Regions from separate parts of the Homo sapiens genome. Here region 2 is linked to region 1. The links are chromatin contacts, found by Hi-C or POLR2A ChIA-PET in ENCODE. All regions are on one chromosome and are shown on one strand. Each heading gives the region's core, a stretch centred on a gene start or an enhancer-like site at or near the end of the contact. The rest is flanking DNA. Distances are from core to core; before and after follow the strand shown. Region 1 overlaps RDUR (RIG-I dependent antiviral response regulator RNA). Region 2 has its middle 170 kb from the start of RDUR.

Region 1 (3,741 bases), core at 715-3,214:
TCACATTGCTTGATGTCTTTCTCTGTCTCATTGTCCTTCTCCTCCACTCTTGTTGTCCCAGGATTGTACTTCCCCAAATAAAGGAATACCCTGTAATCTTTGCTCCAGTTTCCGTTTTCTAGAGGTCTTGGAATAAGGAGGAAGAAAGGACAGTCTATGCAGAGTGTAGAATATAGAAAGGAATGATCTGGGCTGAAAACATTTATGTTGGAGGTAGCCAGCGTCAAGTTTTGGAGGGCCATACTGAGGGCCATGTAGATTCTTTGAAGGCCTTTGAGCAGAGGAGTGACATGATGGAAAGTGGGATTTAGGAAGGTAGATCAGGTGGGAATAGAAAATTGGAGTGCTATGAAGTTGGGAGAACTGCAGGCAGAAAGACTAGTAGGATGAGTATAGGGCCAAGCTAGAGAAATGAAATGGCAGATGGAGAATCTTAACATGGCTTTAACTACCTTGGTGAACTAGGAATCAAGGTAATTCACTAGAGGTGAGTAAGAGGAAGATAAAGTTGAGGGGTGGATGGGGAGGAGAACTTCAGTGTACTCTCCTGAGGTCAGGTGGCATCATATTGTTTCTTGCTGGGCCTGGCTGTGTCTAGGTCTTCTGCTCTCCATCAGTACGAAATCTAGGGCAACTGCAGAATTTCTCGTTTCATGATTAGTTTGTGTATTATATGCAAATTGCCAAAAGACTGATCAGATATTTACATGGTCTATTCAATTTGGATTTTGTTAACTAAATGCTGTGAATTTTTTTAATTAATTTTTTTTTTGAGACAGAGTCTCGCTCTGTTGCCCAGGCTGGAGTGCAGTGGCACAACCTCGGTTCACTGCAAACTCCGCCTCTTGGGTTCAAGCAATTCTCTTGCCTCAGCCTCCCAAGTAGCTGGGATTACAAGCATGTGCCACCACGCCTGGCTAATTTTTGTATTTTTAGTAGGAACGAGGTTTCTCACCATGTTGGTCAGGCTGGTCTTGGACTCCTGACCTCAAGTGATCTGCTCACCTCAGCTTCCCAAAGTGCTGGGATTACAGGAGTGAGCCACAGCAAATTAAAATTAAAATTAATTTGTTAATTTTTGTTAATTAAAACTACTATCACAGAAACTGTTATTTACAGCACTTTTAATGAACAAACAGATAAGCCCTGTGGTTACATAGCAATTGACTTTTCTTCTGGCTGTGAAGCCAGAGTAACCACAGAAGAGTCATTTAGTCATGACTTTTGTCTAGATTTTGCTGTTCATGAGAAGGCAGAAGTGGGCTGAACAAGCCATATATTCATTCTGGACTTGAAATGCAGAAGTGTGTGCTCAGTTAGTTTAATTAAAAAATTTCTCAGTTAACATTTAAAAATATTTTTGAATATTTTAAAAATTTTAAGTACTTTATACACTGGCCAGTTATTGAATGCTTGAATGTTTGTTGAAGTTCCCTGTGTTCAAGACTGTTTGCTTCCCTAGAGGAGAAAATAATTAATGTTCTAAAACACAGCATGAACATATTTTATATGTTGAGATAGATAGGCAGCAATAAACTATAAACTAGATGAGATAGTATATCTACACAGCCTCTGAGTTGAGAAAAATTAAAGAATCCTTAAGTTAAACACACACACATGTGCACGCACACACACACACACACATACCCAGAAACACAGAAATGGGTCCCATAAGGAAAAAGGTAATTTATTGTACATGATGCTGTAGTTTCTAGAGACTTAGAGTGTTGTCTGGCTAGCGACTAAAGTAAGAGTCTGGTTTTGACTCCTAGTTGAGCACAGGTGCCAAGGTGGGTCATTTTTCAAAGGGTGGTGTTCTCATAGTGGTACCCTTTTTGTCTCTAGTGTTGAAGTGGTGATGTTGATGCTTCTGAGGAGATAGTATTTTCTCCCAGCCCCGACAACTGCGCTTGCAGAGATCAAGCCTGACCCAGAGATAGTGTCTCACAGCTTTTTGGCTGTATTCATTGGTAAAGAGTCAGTTGCTTGTCATCAGTAATAACAAGTTTCAGTTTCATCACAGGAAAATGTGAGCCAGGAAGGGCATTTAGAAATCAACCAAAGTTGGCTGGGTGTGGTCGCTCATGCCTGTAATCCCAGTGCTTTGGGAGGCCAAGGTGGGATGATTGCCTGAGCTTAGGAGTTTGAGACCATACTGGGTAACATAGTGAGACTGACTACAAAAAAAAAAAAAAAAAAAAAAGGTGAGAGAGAGAAATCAACCAAAGGCCTGTGGGAGACTGACCATTGTCATAGGTGGAAGGCTAAACAGGGTTGTGGGAGTTTCAGAAATGGGGGAGCATTGTAGTTTGAAGTGATGGAGGAGGGCCAAACAGAAAAATAAAAAATCACCTCAGCAGGGAAGCGTGAAGTACAATAAACATATGGATGAAAACAGAACAAGACATGAAAACTTATTTAGTTTTTAAATTTCTGCACACAGGAGAAAGTACGTGCTATGAGTTGGCTCCTTTCACCATACCAAGATGCCTATGCTAGAAGCTTTGAGTGCTGCTTAAAATATTGCTACAAGGTCATGCAGCCTCTGAAGGAGCTTCTTAAGCTGGCCCTAAGTATTATGTTACTATCTTTCTATGCTTTCTTTTTTCCCTGGAGAATAGGTTTAGTTTATGATCCCAACTCCTACTTCTCTGTAGATAATGCTTGCCTCTATTTCTCCAGCCCCCAATTTTCACCTGCGTTCAAACACTATTTTTAGCTGCCTTCTTAGATGCCTTCATTATTATGAACTCATTCAGAAATCATTGTGTCCAAGCCTGAATTTATCTTCCTTTAAAACCTCCCTAAGTTTCTCCCAGTTTTATCTGTGTAATACTGAAATAGTTTAAGTCCCTAAAAACATTCATTACCTCATCCTATACAATTTCCTTGAAATAGTTCTTTACTTACTTTGTTTTATCTTCCTTCCCCTTTTTACTGTCACCTTTAAAACCTCACATTCTCAAGTAATAACCTCTTACCTTATCTTCCTACTGCTAGATAGAGACTCTCCAAACATTATTTCTACTATGAAACCATTTATTGCTTTCCATAGCCTAAAGGGGAGACCATGGATCCTGAGTGGCCTACAGAGAGGTAGGCTCGATAAGAAGGAGATGGAGCGTGTTATAAAGGCGTCTGTCACCACACACATATGGATTTCTCAAGTTTCATATTGAGCTGGCTCAGTGCTCCATCAAAGTTGGAGGCAATGATTGAAGTCAGAGACCTGGTGCAAATTTAGAGACTTGGTGCAACCCAGTCAGAGACCTGGGTTAAGCAGCCTGGTACAAATTTCGGATAAATACGTGGTCTCTGTTGTACTTATCACACATGAAATGGGAAGGTGAGGAGTAAAAATGGGATTATGCCACTGCAGGGTGGATTTGAATTAGACAAAGGAGAGACAGCTGAAGAGATACAGGGCTGTGAGAACATGTATAAGTTAGTTTTTCCATTCCTTAAACCCACACTAAGGCCTTTCCTGACAGGCATTTCTCCCTTCCTTGATTTATTTTTCTCCATACCAGTTATTCCTACCTGACACATTCTATATTTTTCTTTTGTTTTGTCTCCCCCCAAGTAGAATGAAAGCTCCATCAAGGCAGGAATTTTGTCTGTTTTGTTCACTGCTGTCTCCCCAGTTCCCAGAACCATAACTGGCACAAGGCATATGCTCAATATTTATGTAAATATTTATAAATATTTGTTGAACAAATGAATGGATACACTCTCTAGCAT
Region 2 (3,945 bases), core at 1,229-3,728, 130 kb after region 1:
TCAACTGTTTATAGTATTAATAAGGCTTCTGGTCAACAGTAGGTTATTAGTAGTTAAGTTTTCAGGGAGTCAAAAGTCATATGTGAATTTTCAACTGTGGGGGTGGGGTGGGGAGTGGGGTAGGATTGGTGCCCCAACCCCTGCATTATTCAAAGGTCAACTCTGTGTTGTATATACACACTATATATATATAATATATATATTCAATATATTCACTATACACACACACACACATCTTTTGCTATACTGGCTCTTTTGGAGGTAAAAAGAGAAAACCGATATAGTAGTATTCTAGCAAATGAATGCAGAAGTTGGGGTTGTGTGAGGGAAGAAATGAACATGTATAGAGTGTATGCTGTGTGTTTGGCATTTTACATATAAAGCATGACGTCTGTTTAGGAACCTTTCCTATTAACCCCCTCTTGTTACGGGAAGGGCCTAAAGTTAGGTGGTTGCAATTGAAGAAGGAAAAAATGGAAGCAGTAATACAAGCTCAGGTAACCTCTACATCTTTCCTTTTCTCTTTATGCCACATGTTAAGTGTTAAACCCTATATCAGATGCAAAATTTTGAAGAATCCCTAGTGATTTTGGATTTTACATAAAAACCATTATTTTCTGGCAAAAAAGTGCTACTTGAATAAATAATTCAGGTAAAAGCAGATTTATACTTTTGGAATAAATTGTGGACTTTTAGAATTAATTTTAGCTGAATATGCTACTTATGAGATTATTGTCTACTGAACCAGAGGAGCCATACTGACATTTATCTATGGTGATCTTAAGCATTTTTATGAATTTATGTTTTGGGGAAGACATCATTGGAGTAAATTATGCACCTCTGCTCTTTAGCTGTCATCTATAGCTGATTGCTTCTCTTCTGGTTTGTATGACCTGTTCCAAAGGCAGTTCATGTTGGAGATGGAAGAACAGAGTAAAACCCACAATTGGCCTCCCTTTAACTAGTCAAACTAGTTAACCCAGTTACCTTTACAGTGTGGGTGACAATGTTTTATGATATTTGAAGGATCTAAGGAAACAATAAATATGATAATGGGTGACATTTTAATGGAAACCTATTGTTTACACACACTTTCACCATACATTATTTAATTTTTATAAAGAATAAAAGAATTATCTTGAAAGTAGAATCTGACTTCAGTTGTGTTATGCAATGCTGGAATTAGCAGAAAAGAAGGCTTAGAGTTGTCCAGTTACAAACTTCAGATACAAAGGGTTTCTGACATAGTAGAAATTCTCCATCTCAACTTAGGAAAGGAAAAAACAAACACATGGACAAACAAATAGGGACAAAAACTGAAAAATGAGGAAGAAATTCCTTATGCTGAAGACTGAATGTCAGGAGGAAGTTTCAGCATTTCTTCCCCCATTTGAATTTACTCTTTGGAATGATTCTTAAATATTTAAGCCTGATAGCTAGAAACTGAAAAATCGACACTCCCAAGTCATGTGTAGATTTTTAAGTAGTGACTCTTCTCCTTTCAAGGTTGATGATGATGATGATGAAGTTAATGTTTACTGAGACTTACCATGGATCACATACTGTGCTGACAGGTTTACAGGAAATATGCCATAATCTTTCCAATAACCTGATTAAACAAACCCTACTATCTCCATTTTCAAACAAGGGAAAATGAAGCGTAGAGAGGTTAATCGACAGCTAGTGAGTGGGTGAACTGACTGGATATCAGATTAACTGACTCCAAAGTCTGCATATTTAATGATTATACTTTACTACAGGGCAGACATTAAGGATATTGTAGCAGAGTTGTCTGAACAAAAATGTCGCTATTTTGCAATACATTCTAATCAGGTGAGCTGCTCGGTCAAATTTCCGACAGATCACTATTCATGTTAGTGGCCTTTGTGAAGCAGCCTGCAACACCTCGTGTCATGCAAGCCATTCGGCTGAGTTCACTTCTCCACTAGACCGCTGAGAAAGCTCACGGTGCCTCCACGAGGCAGTCAACATGGCTCGAAGTGAGGAGGCTGAGCCCACTCAGCAGCAGCCCTGTCATCTCAATGTTTGGCTTTGTTGCTATTACTGGTCATGTCTATTTTATGGATGAAAAACCTGAGGTTCACAGAGATTTTATCAAATGTTTTTATTAAGTTGTTATTTTTGTTAGAGACCAGATGACAACATTTTGGATTTGAAGAAATTTTTGTTAAACATAAACAGCATGAAAAATAAAGGTCTCAAGACCTCCCTTGACCTTCCAGCTACTCTGGAAACTCAATAAACACTAGAACATTAATCAATCTAGATAATTTCTTTAAGAGTAAGAAGCTTTCTATATGTGGCTCTATTCTAGAAACACTGGGTTCTAATAGAGAAGAGATATTCCTCTGGAGAGTTTTTTTTTTTTCTCTTCTCAGAATGGTGGCTTCCTTTTTCTTGCCTTTTGAGAAAATGTGTGTTCTGTCAGCAGCTATGAGCACAGATCTGGGTGCCGATCAAGACTTTGACGTGAGGCCTGAGAAAACGCAGAACTGAGGTAAATAGTTCCAGGAAACACTATACAGCCTGTCACGATGTTCTGCGGTATTTCAAATGTTTTAGAAAAAGGTGAACTTGAGGTGAATATGAAAAAGATAAAGGTTCATTTTAGTCTGGGAAACAGAAAATTCTGGAAAGCAAAAACTGAATTTTTATTTTCAGTGTTATATAAGCATAGCTTTTTGCTTTCATTAAAAAGAGGAAACATTAGTGAACTTGAGTTTGGGGCACACGTCGAATAAAAGCTAAGTCTGTTATCATGAACCTCAAAGTTCTTCATCATTTGGCTTCACTGATTGCATTGACTACCACTCTCCCCCTCCCTCACAGCTCTCTTGTCAAACAGGCCTTCATTAATTTCCTTGTACACTTGCTTTAACCTAAGGAACTTTTGCATTTGCTGTTCCCTCTGCCTGAAGTGCCCTTCCTGCCCTTCACATAGTGGATTTATTCTCACCCTTCAGGTCACAGCTTAAATGTTGTCTCCTTGGAACACCATTGCTAGACCACCCTAGTCAGCCGCTGTGCCTCCCCTGCCCCTCCATCTTGTGTGCTCATCTGTGGCTCTCCTCTCCTTTGGGACACATGGGAAAAGTGTACTTTCTTGACACCCTTACAGGTGGGTAGGACTCTGGGACAAGTGTTGACCAACAGGACATAAAAGTGATGTGATGGTGCAGTCTCATTACCCTTGGTGTTGTCCAGGCATGAGAGCAACATGGACCAGATCCCCTGGCAATGTGTGGCGTATAAATGCATGAGTAAGAAAGCAAAACACAGAAAACACAACTTTGTTAAGACACGATATTTTTGGGATTGTTTGTTATTAAAACGTAACTGCTCCCATCCTATCTAAAACATTACCATATTTTATTTTCTTCAGAGCACTTTCTCCTTTTTGAAATCATTTCTCATTTATTTATTTATCATTAATCTATCCCCCGCCCCTACATTGTCAGGTACATTTGTAGATACACAATACACTAAATGATTAACTTTTCATGGGGTCTGTGGATCCTCATCAATCTCAAACAATCTTTAAAAAGCCTTTCAGAATAGCCCTTAGGCCGTCTGCTAACTACTTAGTCCTGAATCTGGTAAATAAAGAGATGTCCATTGATGGCCCTTGTTGAAATAGGCGAGGTGCCCATTACCTCAGTGCTCTCCCTGCCTCATCCATTTATCCTGATAGAGGAAAGCTGCCTAACTAATTCTGGAAAGTCTATAAACTGAGCAGGACCAGACAGAATGAATATTGTTTCCAGTTCCTAATGAGGGTCTCCTCCAAATACGTACTCTAGGAAGGAAGAAGGCATGTGTTTCCAGAGTCTACACAGGTTATGTTCTCTACCATATGTTCTCCCCCTGCCTTGACCTACTCATTCAGATAGACTGAATCAACTGACTCCTTCCAAATGGCACATA

What was found. A loop is a pair of places that touch in the nucleus more often than their neighbours do. ChIA-PET counts read pairs that join two places held with the same protein, here RNA polymerase II (POLR2A). Pooled maps may share reads with other maps.
Region 2: a loop to region 1 is called in a map of naive thymus-derived CD4-positive, alpha-beta T cell, with 4 times the contacts of the local background. The contact joins two enhancer-like sites. A Hi-C loop is called at or near these places in 3 of 168 maps with a recorded cell type or tissue (mammary epithelial cell and naive thymus-derived CD4-positive, alpha-beta T cell) and 7 of 50 pooled maps. POLR2A ChIA-PET finds 5 or more read pairs at or near these places in 2 of 52 experiments (OCI-LY7 and activated T-cell).

What each region holds. Positions count from the first base shown.
Region 1 is chr3:101,986,852-101,990,592 of GRCh38, forward strand. The region is part of intron 2 of RDUR (RIG-I dependent antiviral response regulator RNA); the gene reads left to right. Among named protein-coding and RNA genes, the nearest start is that of RDUR, 48 kb to the left of the region's middle. RefSeq lists an enhancer at 1,059-1,108. Within about 2 kb of position 1,965, at least 3 of the 41 ENCODE cell types and tissues checked have a DNase peak (open chromatin) inside an H3K27ac peak, as active enhancers do.
Region 2 is chr3:102,111,958-102,115,902 of GRCh38, forward strand. No RefSeq gene overlaps it. Among named protein-coding and RNA genes, the nearest start is that of RDUR, 170 kb to the left of the region's middle. Within about 2 kb of position 2,479, at least 6 of the 41 ENCODE cell types and tissues checked have a DNase peak (open chromatin) inside an H3K27ac peak, as active enhancers do.